Regions from separate parts of the Homo sapiens genome. Here region 1 is linked to region 2. Evidence: read pairs that join two places in POLR2A ChIA-PET (ENCODE). Cell type or tissue: PC-9. All regions are shown on one strand.

What was found. ChIA-PET counts read pairs that join two places held together with the same protein. Peaks named below come from ENCODE experiments on the same cell type or tissue, not always from the same donor. Only the 100,000 strongest peaks of a DNase experiment are listed, where the experiment ranks them.
Region 1: POLR2A ChIA-PET joins it to region 2 with 6 read pairs; 2 of 35 experiments call an interaction of 5 or more read pairs at or near these places.

What each region holds. Positions count from the first base shown.
Region 1 is chr2:26,013,336-26,021,335 of GRCh38, reverse strand. No RefSeq gene overlaps it. Among named protein-coding and RNA genes, the nearest start is that of RAB10, 17 kb to the left of the region's middle. In PC-9, no CTCF peak of the experiment used is centred here; DNase peaks (open chromatin) are centred at 3,015 and 7,435; H3K27ac peaks cover 2,249 bases.
Region 2 is chr2:26,296,343-26,304,342 of GRCh38, reverse strand. It overlaps LOC105374334 (a long non-coding RNA gene), which reads right to left and starts at 5,294. Exons shown (of 4, transcript XR_939853.3): 1 at 221-5,294. In PC-9, no CTCF peak of the experiment used is centred here; DNase peaks (open chromatin) are centred at 1,272 and 4,552; H3K4me3 peaks cover 1,996 bases; H3K27ac peaks cover 1,508 bases.

The sequences.
Region 1 (8,000 bases), 280 kb after region 2:
GTGCTTCTTTCACATTTCATGTCTGTATCAAAACACCTCATGTACCCAATAAATATATACACCTACTATGTACCCACAAACATTGAAAATAAAAATAAAAGAAAAAATACTCCCAAGAGGAAGCCAGACTTTTGCCCATGTAGCTTATGCATTCAGGGTTCCACTACCTTTTGCCCTCCCTCAGGGCACTGGTGTCCACAGGGCAAACCTGCCCTGTGTCCTTGAAGGCCAAATAGGGATGCTATTTCTTTCTTTCTTTTTTTTTTTTTTCTTTTTTTGAGATGGAGTCTTACCCAGTCGCCCAGGCTGGAGGGCAGTGGCACAATCTCAGCTCACTGCAACCTCCACCTCCCGGGTTCGAGTCATTCTTCTGCCTCAGCCTCCTGAGTAGCTGGGATTACAGGTGTACAGCTACACAAAGAAGCAGGCACAGTGAGGGCGACTGAGAGCAGTAGCACTTGGTTTCTGGGCCACCTCTGGACCCCAGAGCTGGATGGGATCCCAAGTCCAGTGCTGGCCACCATGGTGCTATAGGCTACAGAATCTCTTTGGGGTCCGGCAGGGGCAGTGATGGACTCACTGCTTGGCCTAACAGACTGAATCTGTGGCCTGTTGCTTTCCCCAGATCCCTGAGCCTGTTTCTCTAGCCTTCCCAGTAATTCTGAGAGCTTCCCAATAGCCTTTCAGTAAATGTATGTTCTGCTTCTAAATGCCAAATATCAGTTTCTGTTGCAACCAAAACCCGTGACTGATACACTTGTTTCTGGTAAAATTCCCAGGATGACTCCAGCTCTACCTGACATTTGTGCACGTCCACTTCCTCTTTCCCACCTTCTGCTGACCTTGCCACTTGAATGTGCTGCACCTCTGCTGAAACTTGGCTCCTGCCTGCCCTCCAAGGCTGCTGCAGCCTCGGTTCCTCTTTCCTGGGTCTCCACTGCCTCTTTCTAGCCCCCTCTACCCCAGGTTCAGGTGACCTGTGCTCCCAGCCCATCCTGAGGCCTAGACAGGTTGGGCAGTCATCCTAACCCTGTCATGATGTCAGCAGTGGGCCTCGTGCTGGCAGGGCAGAGTCCTCAGATGCTGGAAGGGAGGGTCACCAGGAGGAAAGAGGGACACAGGCAAAGAGATAGGAAAGTTGCAGAGGCTCCCTTTTTTGTTTGTTTGCTTGTTTGTTTGTTTGCTTGTTTTGAGACTCAGTCTTGCTCTGTCCAGGCTGGAGTGCAGTGGCACCATCTTGGCCCACTGCAACCTCTGCCTCCTGGGTTCAAGCTGATTCTCCTGCCTCAGCCTCCCGTGTAGCTGGGATTACAGGTGTGTGCCATCACACCCAGCTAATTTCTTTTTAGGCGGGTCTCACTCTGTCACCCAGGCTGGAATACAATAGCTCAATCATAACTAACTGTGGCCTCAAACTCCTGTGCTCAAGTGATCATCCTGCCTCAGCCTCCCAAGTAGCTGAGATTACAGGTGTGAGTCACTACACCCAGCTAATTTTTTTTTTTTTTAAGTGGAGATGGGGTCTCACTATGTTTCCCAGGCTGGTCTTGAACTCCTGGCCTCAAGCAGTCCTCCTGCCTCAGCCTCCCAAAGTTCTGGAATTAGAGGCGTGAGCCACCATGCCTGGGGTATTTTTATATTTTATCTAACAACATGAGTTTTCATTTATGGAGTTCCTGCATTGTTCTGGCCCTTTAGAGGCATGACTTCACAATAATACATTGATGTAGGAACTATGATCATCCCCATTTTCAGATGAAGAAACAAGTGTTTAAATAGGTTAAAAGAGGCCGGGCATGGTGTCTCACACCTGTAATCCCAGCACTTTGGAAGACCAAATCTGGCACATTGCTTGAGGCCCAGGGTTCAAGACCAGACTGGGCAACATGGTGAAACCCCGTCTCTACAAAAAATACAAAAATTAGCAGGGCAAGGTGGTATGCACCTGTAGTCCCAGCTGGTAGGGAGGCTGAGGTGGGAGGATTGCTTGAGCCTGGGAGGCGGAGGTTGCAGTGAACCGAGATTGCACCACCACACTCCAGCCTGGGCAGCAGAGCAAGACTCTATCTCAAAAAAAAAAAAAAGAAAAGAAAAGAAAAAGATGTGAAAAGACATGGAAGGTGGGGTGCAGTGGCTCATGCCTGTAATCCCAGCACTTTGGGAAGCTGAGGCGAGTGGATCACCTGACATCAGGAGTTCGAGACCAGCCTGGCCAATATGGTGAAACGCCATCTCTACTAAAAATACAAAAATTAGCCAGGCATGGTGGCGGGCACCTGTAATCTCAGCTACTCAGGAGGCTGAGGCAGGAGAATCATTGAACCCAAGAGGAGGAGGCTGCAGTGAGCTGAGATTGCACCACTGCACTCCAGCCTGGGCAACAGAGCAAGACTCCGTCTCAAAAAAAAAAGAAAAAAAGAGATGGAATGTGATGATGCCTGGTATTTCCTTCAAAATAAGTGGGAGCAAAGGGGATAAGTAGAGTATAGATGAAATAAAGTTACAGTGGGTTAATGATTATTCAAGCTGGATAATGAGTATATGGAGGTTCATCATACTAATGTGTGTCATTCATATATATTTGAAGCTTTCCATAATTAAAAGTTGTTTTTAGTCTGATCTAAGTCATACAACTATAAATGATGAAATTAGGTTTTGATCCCAGGCCCTCCTAACTTCAGAGCCTGCTCTCTTAACCTCTATGCTGGATACCTGGCAAGGTGCCTAAAAAGAGCTAAGCAGAAAAGATAAGTGATTTTCAGAGAATTCAGAAGGGATTTGGAAGCCTCTCAATTAATTTCTGCTCCGTTTTCTAGGTACTTCATGGGAAGGATCAACATAAGTAGAGCCAGATATTAATACCCCTCACCCAGAGCTTCTTATACAGAAGATGCCCTCCTTTTTTCTGCCTGCTTCTGAGTAGGTGCAGAAGCACCCATGAGAGAGTGGTTGGCAGCCAAAGTTTTCTAAAAACACCCAGGCAACAGCTGTCCTTGGCTGTCACCTGACTCACCAGGCCCTGAGTCAGCACCACTCCCCGACACAGCCTCCCCTGCTGAGCCAGATCTGACCTGCCCTTTCCTGGCTGAGCTGAACTAGTTGGGCCAGCCCAGCCCTGCACTATCCCAGCATTCTCCTCAGTGGGCAGCTTCTTGCTCCCTTACATGCATCTGGAGTTCCCACCCATGTGCTACCCTTGTCATCCAGGGCAGCAACCATATGCCTGAAACTCTAGCTCTGAAGAGAGCTAAAAGGCCCGCTCCATGTCCTCAGAGGCATGAACAGGGATCTGGAATCTGTGTCTGGATACAGATGACATAGGATGGCCTGGGCGCCAGCATCTTCCACCATCTGCAGAGGAAAGTCTTCCCTCTCTGGGTATCTCTGGGATTTGCTTTAGGCAAATAACCAGAATGAAATGTAAAGACACCCCCCTATTCCTGCAGAGCAGGATTCTAACACTAGGTTCAGTCCCAGAAGAGAACAAGTCTGGGGCAATATGAAGACCAAGATTTTGCTTCTGTGTTTGGTCTGTGTTTCTGTGAAAAACTCTCATGGATCATCTCATCTCAGCCTTTTCTTGGCCTAAACATGAAGCTACAGTAAGTGCTGACATATTCTCCAGGCATTCGTAGAGACTGAGCCTGGCACCATAATTGGAGGACACAGACACTGACCTCATTCCTAAGTCATTAAGGTGACACCTGCTTCCAACCTCAGACCTCCAGGCCACCCTGCTCTGAATCCTGGCCCTGCCACTGAGGCATACATGATCTTGAGCTAGTAACTAACCTTTGTGAGTCTCAGTTTTTCTCATCCGTACAGTAGGAATACAATACCTACCTTGCAGGTTGTCGTGAGGGTCAGACAAAGTAGTGCATGTGAAGCACTTTGTGGGTGAACAATAAAAATCTGTGTCCTTGCCTGGTGCAGTGGTGCATGCCTATAATCCCAGTACTTTGGGATGCTGAGGCCGGAGGATGGCTTGAGCCCAGGAGTTTGAGACCAGCTTGGGTAACATGGCGAAACCCTCTCTCTATAAATCCGGAAAAAATGGCAGGTGCAGTGGTGCATGCATGTAGTCTCAGCTACTCAGGAGGCTGAGGTGGGAGGATTGCTTGAGCCCAGGAGTCAGAGGTTGCAGTGAGCTGAGATCATACCACTGCATTCCAGCCCAGGCGACAGAGTAAGACCTTGTTTTAAAAAAAGGCTGGGTGCAGTGGCTCCTGCCTGTAATCCCAGCACTTTGGGAGGCCAAGGCAGGCAGATCACAAGGTCAAGAGATCGAGACCATCCTGGCCAGCATGGTGAAATGCCATCTCTATTAAAATTTAAAAAATTAGCTGGGCATGGTGGCATGTGCCTGTAGTCCCAGCAACTCAGGAGGCTGAGGCAGGAGAATTGCTTGAACCCGGGAGTCGGAGGTTGCAGTGAGCTGAGATTGCGCCACTGCAACCCTGCCTGGCGACAGAGCAAGACTCTATCTAAAAAAAAAAAAAAAAAAAAAATCAGTGTCTTTCACTTTGCCTTGTTCCTTGGGACCAGCTCTTATTCAAACTGTACTGATATCAAAGCTTTTAGGCCTGAGACCAAGCTCTGCCCAGCTCTCCACTCTTGATTCTGGGCATTCACACCAGAGTCCCAATACCTTCCCACTGATTCCCACGTCAAAAGACAAAATTCCAACAAATTTAGTTTAAACATTTTAACTGGCTTTCATTTGAAATTCCAGAATTGGGCAATATCTCATTCTACAAGGCAGAGTGAATGTTCCCATGAGCCGAGCAGAGGAGGTTGGTTTTAGAGACAGAAAGCAGAAACAAAACGAAAAGTGGATTCGTCGTTTCAAAGTTACTTTTCTCATAAAGGTTAAAGCAGAGGGGACTTCCTTATCACGCTGGCTAAAACTGGCCTTTTTGGAAATTTGGCTATTATCTCTCATTCTCCTGATTTCTTAGAAGGTCAGATAAACTTAATTTCAGCTTGGTGACATGAAACTTCAGCATGAGTAACTTCATTTTGGTTTGGTCTGTTGGACCTAGTGCAGGAGCTCAGTCCAAACCAATGGTCTCCAATAAATTGTATTTATACCTACATGGGCCAGTTGTTTTCTGGTCGTCTGCCAGCCCAGACCACACCACAGTCCTGACTTCATAATTCCATGCACTTTTTTTTTTTTTGAGATGAAGTCTCACCCTGTATCCTAGGCTGTAGCTTAATGGCATGATTTCGGCTCACTGCAAACTCCGCCTCACGGGTTCAAGCGATTCTCCTGCCTCAGTCTCCCAAGTAGTTGGGATTACAGGTACCCGCCACCATGCCCGGCTGACTTTTGTATTTTTATTAGAGACGTGGTTTCACCATGTTGGCCAGGCTGGTCTCAAACTCCTGACCTCAAGTGATCTGCCCGCTTTGGCCTCCTAAAATGCTGGGATTACAGGCGTGAGCCACCATGCCCAGCCCTTCATAATTCCATGCACTCTTAATTTGTGTCTGTCCCACTGGCTACTACCACACAGTTGGATCTGATAATTTCTGTGTACTCTCTCACTAACTCATTCCCTTCTTCCTCCTTTTCTTTAGCCTTAAAACTCCTGAAGGTGGGTTTTCCAGGGCCCCTTCTCCCATCACTGCCTTTTGTGTATTCTCATTGCTAAGGACCCACTGTCTTGAGTCTCCTGCAGGCAAACAGCCAGCTCTACCCCTTCCCCTTCTTTCCTCCAGGCTCCCCTGCCAGGGGAGGGATGTTATAGCTCTCTTACCAGCGTCAGGACTTTGTCTAATCACTCCAGTTTTTCAATCTCTCTTAAAGTGTGGGAGCCACAATCAGGCATGATATGCCAGGCATGGTTTGACCTGGTGTAGTAGAAAAGACGACCACATTTTTCATTGTACACATGTACTGGTGTTAATGTAACCTAAGTGTAGATTAGGATTTTGGCAACTGTGTCATGATGTTTGCTCTAATAGGTTTGTGGCCAGCTAAAAATCCTAGGCCTTTTTTCACAAACTGCAGATAAGTCTCTACATTTTGTACTGATATAGCTGACTTAATAATATCTAACTTTAATAATTCCTTAAAAATAATTTTTTTATGTTTTTGAGGCAGGGTCTCACTCTGTTGCCCAGGCTGGAGTACAGTGGCGCAGTCTCGGCTCTCTGTAGCCTCAACCTCCTGGGCTCAAGCAATCCTCCCACCTCAGCCCCTCAAGTAGCTGGGACTAAAGGAGCACACCACCACACCCTGCTAATTTTTGTATTTTTTGTAGAGACAGGGTTTTGCCATATTGCCCAGGCTGTTTTTGAACTCCTGAGTTCAAATGATCCTCCTGCCTCAGCCTCCCAAAGTACTGGGATTACAGGTATGTACCACCACACCCAGCCTAACTTTAATAATTCATCAATTTATCACTATTATAAATAACTTTGGTTCTTTAACAAATAAATTGTGAGGAAAAAAAAAGTGTCAGAGGGGTGATTTGTAGATAAAAGAGACTTTCAACCAATTGCAATGTGTGGGCCGGGAGCAGTGGCACACACCTGTAATCCCAGCACTTTAGGAGGCCGAGGCGGGCAGATCATGTCAGGCCAGGAGTTTGAGACCAGCCTGGGCAATGTGATGAGCTTTATCTCCACAAAATTAATAATACAAAAAAATCAGCTGGGTATGGTGGTGCATGCCTGTGGTCCCAGCTATTTGGGAGGCTGAAGTGGGAGGATTACCTGAGACCAGGAGGCAGAGGTTGCAGTGTGCCAAGACTGTGCCACTGCACTGCAGCCTGGGTGGAAACCTTGTCTCTCTCTCTCTGTCTCTCTCTCTCTGTCTCTGTCTCTGTCTCTCTCTCTCTCTCTCTCTCTCTCTCTCTCTATATATATATATATATATTTATGTATATATGTGTGTGTATATATATATGTGTTTATGTATATATATATATATATTTTTTTTTTTTTTTTTTTTTGAGACATAGTCTCACTGCAATGCCTAGGCTGGAGTGCAATGGTACAATCTCAGCTCACTGCAACCTCCACCTCCCAGGTTCAAGTAATTCTCCTGCCTCAGGCTCCTGAGCATTTGGGATTACAGGCAACTGCCACCACACCCAGATAATTTTTGTATTTTTAGTAGAGACGGGGTTTCACCATATTGGCCAGGCTGGTCTTGAACTCCTGACCTCAAGTGATCTGCCTGCCTTGGCCTCCCAAAGTGCTGAGATTACAGGCATATGCCACCAGGCCCGGCCTCACCTCCTCATTTTAAAATTGATAATATAACCAGGAGATGATTGGTCTTTGCTCTCACTCCTTATACAACTCAAGTCCAAACTGAGAACTTTGTTTGCATCCCCTCCAATACATCCAAATTCAAAAATACCTATGACTAAGGAGATTTTACTGAAGGCTTCATGGGAAGACAGAAGAGGATTACATCACACACCATAAAGCAAAGCTTAATTAGATCCCTCCACTCCACTAGCTAAACCTGTTCTCCCTCCAAAAGTTTTCTCCCTTACTACCATATTGCCAACTTTCCTCCCTTCATCTCTTTCCGTATACAACTTCTGAATTCCCTCTTTTCTTCCAGACCATTCAGTTATGGTCCCAAGTTTATCACCTCATATCATTTGCATTCAACAAAACAAAAGCACAATAGTTACCTAAAAAGCAACTATTTTTCCTCAAGCATGCTCCTTGGGAAAGTGGGAGGTATCTCAGTTCATGGCAATAGAGCCCATGTCAATAATAAATATTTCCTGGAGGCTTGTTAAGAATAAGATGCTGGGCTAAGCATCTGACAAAATGATCTCATGTCATGTAGTTCATTAGTGGCAAATCTAGTATAGAACTTTAATTAGAAAGGTTAAATCACAACTTTTTTTTTTTTTTTTTTTGAGACAGAGTCTCGCTCCCACTGTCACCTGGGCTGGAGTGCAGTGGTACGATCTCAGCTCACTGCAACCTCTGCCTCTCGGGTTCAAGTGATTCCCCTGCGTCAGCCT
Region 2 (8,000 bases):
CACAGTGTGGACATCCTTCTAGAGATTTCTCCCCTTCTAGTATAGGCAGAAATGGTAACGACAACAGTGTATGTAATAGAAACATGCCTATACTATACATGGGCATGGCAAACCTTCCTCTGGGCATAGACATTTGCAGCATTTGCAATGATAACATAACAGCAGAGCAATCAGTGTTGACAGAATTGTAAGTAGGCTTATAAATTGTATCCACATTTACTTATCCGGATATGGTCCTCTTAGCTTCGACTGTGCGTAGACTAGTCAGCTTCCAGGATGTGACTAGAGCAGAGCTTGCAGGATCCTCAAGCTTCAGCCGTGCATAGACTGACCATCCTCCGGTGTGGTCAGAGCAGGCCAGTTGTCCTTCTTACCGGTGGTTGGGTTTCGCCGTAGGACTATTCAGGTGGGGCGATCTGGGTCTTGTTGGTTAATCCACTGGTTATCATCGGGAGTCTCTGTTGCCACTGGTTTCTGCTGGCTATGGTGAATCCAAGGTGTGACACCTGCAACTTTAACAGCAGTGGAAGCAGACATGATTACAATACGAGACCTATCCTGTATGGGTCCCAGAATGGTTGGATTCCATTATTTTAGCTTAAACAAAATCCTTAGGTTTGAAAGGGTGTACTGGGTCTGTTAGACTTATAGGCATTTTTCTATACCCAGTCATGCATTCTTACATGGCCATACTTAAAGTCTGCATTTGCCTTCTTAAAGTTAGTTCTTCTAGTTTACAGAGATTACCTTTAATCTGTCTTATGATGGGTGGGTGGGTGGCCGGCCGAAAAAAATCTCAGAGGGCGAATACCCAGTTTGTTTGGTGGAGGTGCACCTGACTTGGAGGAGGACCATGGGCAAGACCTGATCCTACTTTTGATGAGTTTTTTTGACACAATTTCTTCAGTAGCTGTTTGAGTGTCTGGTTCATGCGTTCCACCTTCCCTGAACTCTGTGGTCGATAGGCTGTGTGCAGTTTCCATTTGATCTTTAAAAGTTGAGTTAGCTGTTGTACAACTTCTGCCACAAATGCAGGACCGTCGTCTGATCCTAGGGTTAGAGGCGACCCAAACCTTGGTATGATGTCTTTCAGTAGCACCTTTGTCACCTCTTGTGTCTTTTTAGTTCCGGTGGGGAAGGCCTCAACCCACCCCGAGTAGGTGCAAACAAACACTAGCATATACTGGTAACCTCCTGCTCAAGGCAACTCGGTAAAGTCTATAAGCAGGTTCTCACAAGGCACAGCTCCTACTTCCTGAATTCCTGGAGGTTGAGTAGGTCCTCGTTTTGGATTACTCCGGGCACAAGATAGACATTGTTCACAAACAGCACGGGTCATGGCAGACAGCCATGGCACATAGAGATGCCAACCTATCCAAGTCTCTAGAGCTGTCCTTCCAATGTGTGTTCCTTGATGGATCTGCTTCACAAACCTTGGGGCTATTGTCTCTGGGATGGCTAGCCTCCTGTCAGAGCCACCATCCACCTTTAATATATTTTTTTGTTTCCTGACCAAACCAAGCTGTTTCACTTGAAGAGTAATTGGGTACCTCCGGCAAAGGGGGCTCTATAAGGAGAGGCGTTGCTATAGGTCTTTCTTCAGGTAAAGCCTTGCTCATTGATGCCCGCAGAGCCTCTAGGTCTGCCTTTCTGTTGCCCTGTGATTCATAGCTTTTTTCCATTTAGTGTTCTTTGCAATGAATGACAGCCACCTTTTCTGGAGCCTATATGGCTTCTAATAATTGCAAAATTTCCTCTTTATTTTTTTTTTTAATTTTTTTTCCTTTAGTAGTCAAAAGTCCTCTCTCTTTGCATGTTGCCCCATGGGCATGCAGGGTTGCAAAAGCATATCTTGAATCAGTATATATATTTACTTTCTTCCCCTTGTCCAATAACAGTGATCCGGTTAATGCTATTAATTCAGCCTTCTGAGCAGAAGTCCCAGAAGGTAAGGCTTGAGCCTCAACTGCTGAGTGTTGGGTCACTACGGCATACCCTGCATATCGTACCCCATCTGTTATGAAACTGCTACCATCAGTGAAGTATTCAACATCTGGGCTCTCCAAGGAGGATATCTCTGAGATCTTCCTGGCTCGAGAACACTTCATCCACCGTATTTAGGCAACAGTGGAGAAGGTCCTGCCAGCAGCGAGGCAACCTACCGTCCTTCCAGTCGGGTTCCTCCACAGGCAGCAGGGGAACTGGGTTCAAGGTATTTACAGTCTCCAGTGTTATCTGGGGATTTTTACACAGAAGCCCTTGATACTTTAGCATTCTAGAGTTGGACAGCCAATGATGTCCTCTTTGCTCCATTAAGGTGACTACAGCATGTGGCACCCGAACTATTAACTTCTGACCTAGGGCTAGCTTGTTGGCATCTTTTAGAAGGATTGCAGTAGCTGCCAACGCCCTGAGGCAGTGGGGCCAACCTAAGGCCACCAAGTCCAGTCTCTTGGATAAGTGTGTTACCGGCCGATGCTAAGAGCCCAGCTGAGTTACGACTCCGACTGCCATTCCCTTTCGTTTATTCACATACAAAAAAAGGGCTTTTTAATATCTGGCAACCTTAGCGCCGGGGCTTGGATGAGAGCTTCGTTTATATCTTTGAAGGCCTTTTCCTATTCCTTTTCCCATAGGAGGGGCTCTCTTTCTTTTCCTTTGGTAGCCTCATATAAGGGCTTTGCTATAAGGGAGAAGTTTGGAATCCAGATTCGGCAGAATCCCGCCGCACCTAGAAATTCCCTGACCTGTGGGTGGGCAATGCACCTACAGCCTCCTTGCGTGCACTTCCAAGCCTGCACTGGCCTTGGGATACCATGAATCTTAGCTATCCAACCTGCTGAAAAAAGACTTTTGCCTTGTCCTTGGACACTTTGTAAACTGGCCTGTATTCACCATTTGGCTTCTGCACAGGCAGCAGAGGAGTATTCCAGGAGGACTTGCATTTCAGTATAATCCTATGTTCACAGAGCCGATTTAAATGTTTCGTTATGCCATCAATTGCCTCTCTGGGTAGTGGGTATTGACGGACTTGTACCGGGGAACATAAGGGCTAAGCTCTACTACGACCGGGGGTCTGTTTGCAGCAAGTCCAGGGAGGTTGTGCTCGGTCCATACACCTGGTACCTTGAAAAGCATTCCCCGCATATTGTGTAGGTCCGCCTCCAGTGGCCTTCTGGCACACAGTTTATAGAGCCGCCATTTCTCAGTTCTTGAGACAGTTATAGTCAAAACCATTGCCTTAAACTTTCTAAACTCTAGTGTCATATTCTCTTTAGGTGTAAAGGAGATTTGTGCCTGCAGTTTCTGGAGTAAGTCTCTTTTCAACAAGGGCACTGGATAATTTGGCATATATAGAAACTCATGCTGCACTTTTTGTCCCCCAATAATACATCTCCTGGATTTGCAAAAAGGCCTCTTTTCTTTGGCGCCAGTAGCCCCTACGATAGTAGCACAGTTCTTTGTGGGGGGACTAATTGGTGAGTTACCACAGAGAAATCAGCACCAGTATCGACCAAAAAATCCATTAATTGGCCCCCTACTTCCATAGAGACTATAGGCTCCCCGGGGCCTAAAAGGATGGAGCCCGGTCTATCAGTCCTCTAAATTCTCAGCCCCCGCTAAGCCGATCAGATCAGGATCTGCCTTTGAAGCATGACAACTAGCAACCGAACGCTGCACTCGGGTGTTAGACCATTGACCATTTTCCTTATTCTTTTGACATTTATCCTTCTAGTGTCCTTTCCTTTTGCACTGTCCGCATTAATCTCTCTCTAGCCTCGGCCGGCTTTCAAACTCCTGTCCAGACTAGCCTTTTCCACGACTGTGTTCACGCCCACGTCCCTGCCTCCTTGCAAAGCCAGCTTCTCTTCCTGTAAGGGCTGCTGCTAGTAAATTAGCCTTTCTTAAGCCTCCGATCAGCTTTCTTTTTTGCCTCTTGATCTCAGTTAATGTACACCTTGGTAGCCACCTTAATAAGCTGAGTAGCATTCACGCCTACGGAGCTTCTAACTTCTGCAATGTATGCCGGATATCTCCTTGGGCCTGTCTTACAAATGCTGTATCCACCACGTGCTGATTTTCAGCAGCCTTAGAGTTAAACGGAGTGTACAACCAAAATGCCCACAAAGTCTTTTTTAAAACTGGTTGGTGCTTTTATCTGCACCCTGGAGCACCTCTGAGATTTTTTTTATATATATATATATATTGGTTACCTTTTTCTTTTACCATCCTTTAGCCTTTGGCAGAAGTGCTTCTCGGCAATTTTGTAGGGGTTGAAGCTGGACTGCATCATCTGGGTCCTAGTGGGGGTCCTTTTGTCCTCTTAAGAGGCATAAGCATAACTTGGGCACGGCCAGACCTGAGACGGCCTGCCTGACTTTTTTGTAACCTTTCACTTTAACTTCCTGGAGCTCTGATTTTTTCTTCTGGGAGCCTGTATTTCTTTGAACTTAACTCCTTAGGGGCAGTTAGCCTTGGTAAAGGGGGGTAGATTGGAATGTAGGGAGGAGGGGTCTTTATTCCCTTCTGTGGTTCTTGCAAAACCAGTTTTCTCTTTCCTGAGACTTTTCTTTTGTCTCCATAGTTCCTGGCACAGCTGATTTTTACTTTCACTTTTGGCTTTTACTTTTCACTTTTTACTTGTGGAGTTACAAGGCTCTGTGACTTTCCCTTTAACTCTGTAGCTGCCAGCACAGCTGGTGTCTCTCGCCATGAGCTGCGAGCGTTCTACAATAAACTGCTAGGCAGGGCTGCATTCATTTAGCCATGAATCAATACAAAGACTAGGTCTGAATGCCCTGGTGGTCCTCCAACCCTAGTCACCACCTTAAAACACACGGCCAATTTCTCTGTAGTGCCTTCGGCCAGTCGTCCAACACTAAAAGAGGGCTATTCTAATTCACAGTATGTCCTTAAATTTTGAGCATCCAGTTTCATCCCATAATCACCTCTAAATCCTTTTTAAAAATTTTTTTATCATGCACTCCAAAGGAGTTGGTTTCGACGCTTTTCCTCCCATTTCCTCCCTTGCGGCGCACTTTCACTCTCACTTTTACTCTCGGGTCCACCAGACTGGGTCCTATTACGGGAGTTTTGGACGCTGCTTAGCCAGGAACGTGCCTTCCCCTCTCACAGCCTGCTGCAGCGGTGGACCTGGTCCTATCAGCCGTATACAACGTTCTAGGTCTGGTTTCCCCCACACTGGCCTCGGAACACAACCCGCACTAAGGGATCTGTGCCTCCCCTCGTCACTCCCCGCGTTGGCCTCTCCCGAGACCATCTCTTTCACACACTTTCACACACCTCCCCTACCCCAGGACTCCTCATCGGATGAAACAGGCCTCTCCATGTGCCGGGTGAGCCTAGTTAGGCTCCCACATTCACACACATACACACACCACTCCTACCCCAGGACTCCTCATTGGACGAAACGAGCCTCTCTCATGTCCCGGGTAGGTTCACACGCACATACCCACTCCCAGTTCGGGTGGCAAGAGTGCCAGCAAGCTCTTCCTTGCTGCACTTGCCGCTCTATCGGCCTATTTTCTCCTTTCCACCTTATTAGTGGGGACACAAGCTTCATCCAAATTGGCAGGCCATTCCTGCCGCCCCCCAGCCACTCTGGGTTGGATTAGTGATTGGTCCCCGGGAGGTGATCAAGCTCCCCTTCGCCCCTATGAGACGGGCTTTCCTGCCTTGGGCCTTTTTTCCTTACCGTGGTTCCTGAAGTGCTGGTATCGTCCTGCAGCCCAGTCTCCGGTTCTGTTGCGCTGCCGGGCAGGGCACTGGGACGCGGGGAGAGCCAGTCTCCATCCAGGTGAAGCTCCCCCATGGCGCGCCTTGGATGCCGGGTCTCCCCGAGCCCCAGGGCCCTAAGTCCCCCAGGCAAAGGAGACAGTAAATCTGTCGTCTCCAGTTCCTGTACGGGCCACCAGAAATGCAGTGGGATAATTAAAGAATCAGAGAGACCGAGGGGTTGAGGAGGAATTATTCAATTATTTAGATGCACCGACCGAGTCGGATTAACATTTAAAGGACTGAGCCTTGAACAAAGAGTCAAGCTACCTTTTAAGCATTTTGTGGGGCGAGGGGAGATCTGTGCAGGGGGAAGCCTATTATAGAAACGAGAAGCAAAGACAGTTATTTAACTGAGACATGCATTATATTACTTTTTACTTTTTAAGGAACAACATGTTTTATGACTTGAGATTATCTGTCTAGTGACCTTACAGCTGCATAGCTAGAGAAACAGTCTTCACAATGCCTGGGAAAGGGAGAGAGAAGGCTCACTAGCCACAGAAAAACAGGCAGTTGATTTTAAAGGACTCCAGCTCTTTCTCTTCTTCAGGGGGAATTGGGTTTTTTACATGTAACTGAGTTTTTGCTCACACATTCTTTAATTTCTTTTAATTTCTGTTCCAATATAGCTAAGTAAAACAACAGCATTCCAGAACAGCATTATACTATGCAATTTTGGTCCCTATGTAACCGAATGCAGGTGTGGATGCTTGCTGCTTGCAGAGTCCAATTAACAAGAGCAAGGTCTGGTAGAAAGAAAGTGATTTCATTATCCAAAACTAGTAAAGGGGCCGGGCGCGGTGGCTCATGCCTGTAATCCCAGCACTTTGGGAGGCCAAGGTGGGCAGATCACCTGAGGTCAGGAGTTCAAGACCAGCCTAGCCGACATGGCAAAACCCCGTCTCTCCTAAAAAATACAAATATTAGCCAGGCGTGATGGCAGGCACCTGTAATCCCAGCTATTCGGGAGGCTGAGGCAGGGAGAATGGCTTTAACCCGGGAGGCGAAGGTTGCAGTGAGCCAAGATCGCACCACTGCACTCCAGCCTGGTGACAGGGTGAGACGCTGTCAAAAAAAACCTAGTAAAGGGAAAGCAGCCAGATTCCCATCCAAAGCAACCACTTCAATTTTTGAGGGGAAGGCAGGGGTTTAAAAAGGGAAAATTTGATAAGCAAGGCATTCAAGAACTGTGGTAAATACAACATATGTGTGTCTCGTTCTGGTGGCTCTCTTGGGTCCCAGTCCACCTGGTGTGTGGGCTGGCGTCATCTCAACAATGGCCAGGTTGTTAACTAGCTGCCTTGAAGTCATCTCTGGAATTTTGCAGCTGGGTCTCCAGGCTTGGTCTGTCTGTCTCAAGATTAGTGCCTGGAAGTTCTAGGAAGGCACAATTAGATACTAGTATACAATTAGATAAATGTGAAGGGAGTATATATCGTGAGAAAAGGAGGGTCATGGAGTCTGTTTTAAGGCTAAGGGAAAAGGTTTCTACAGTTTGCTTCCAGGTTATATCTTGAAATTCAAGACAAAAAAAAAGTTTTAAAATGCACTTTGAAGTTAAGCTGCCTGGTGACACATTTGTCCATACAAGTATGAGCGCCTCGAAAGGAAGAGATATCAAAGCATTATCAATGGGTAAGTGGGTATCTCTACTTGATTTTTCATTTTTTTCTACTCTATATTATTTGAGTTGTTCTTTGACAATGAGCATTTTTTATTATATATACATCATGAACTGATATTAAAGTCAAGCTGATTAACGTGTCCATCTCATCTTGTGTGTGTGTGTGTGTGTGTGTGTGTGTGTGTGTGTGTAATCAGATCCCTCGGACTTATTCATCCTATGTAACTGCAATAAACTTTTGTTTTTTCTTTTTTTTTGAGACAGGGCTCTCTCTGTCACCCAGGCTGGAGTGCAGCCTGGACTTCCTGGACTCAGGTGATCCTCCCACCTCAGCCTCCCAAGTAGCTGGGACTATAGGGACGTGCTGCCACATCTGGTTAATTTTTTCTTTTTTGTAGAGACAAGGTCTCACTATGTTGCCCAGGCTGTTCTCGAAAACCTGGGCTCAAGTGATCCTCCCACCTCGGCCTCCCAAAGTGCTGAGATTATAGGTGTGAGCCACCTCGCCCGGACAGCATGTATTTCTTACATTAGAAAAAAAATAAAATGAGAATCAGAAAAAATAAAATGAGAATCA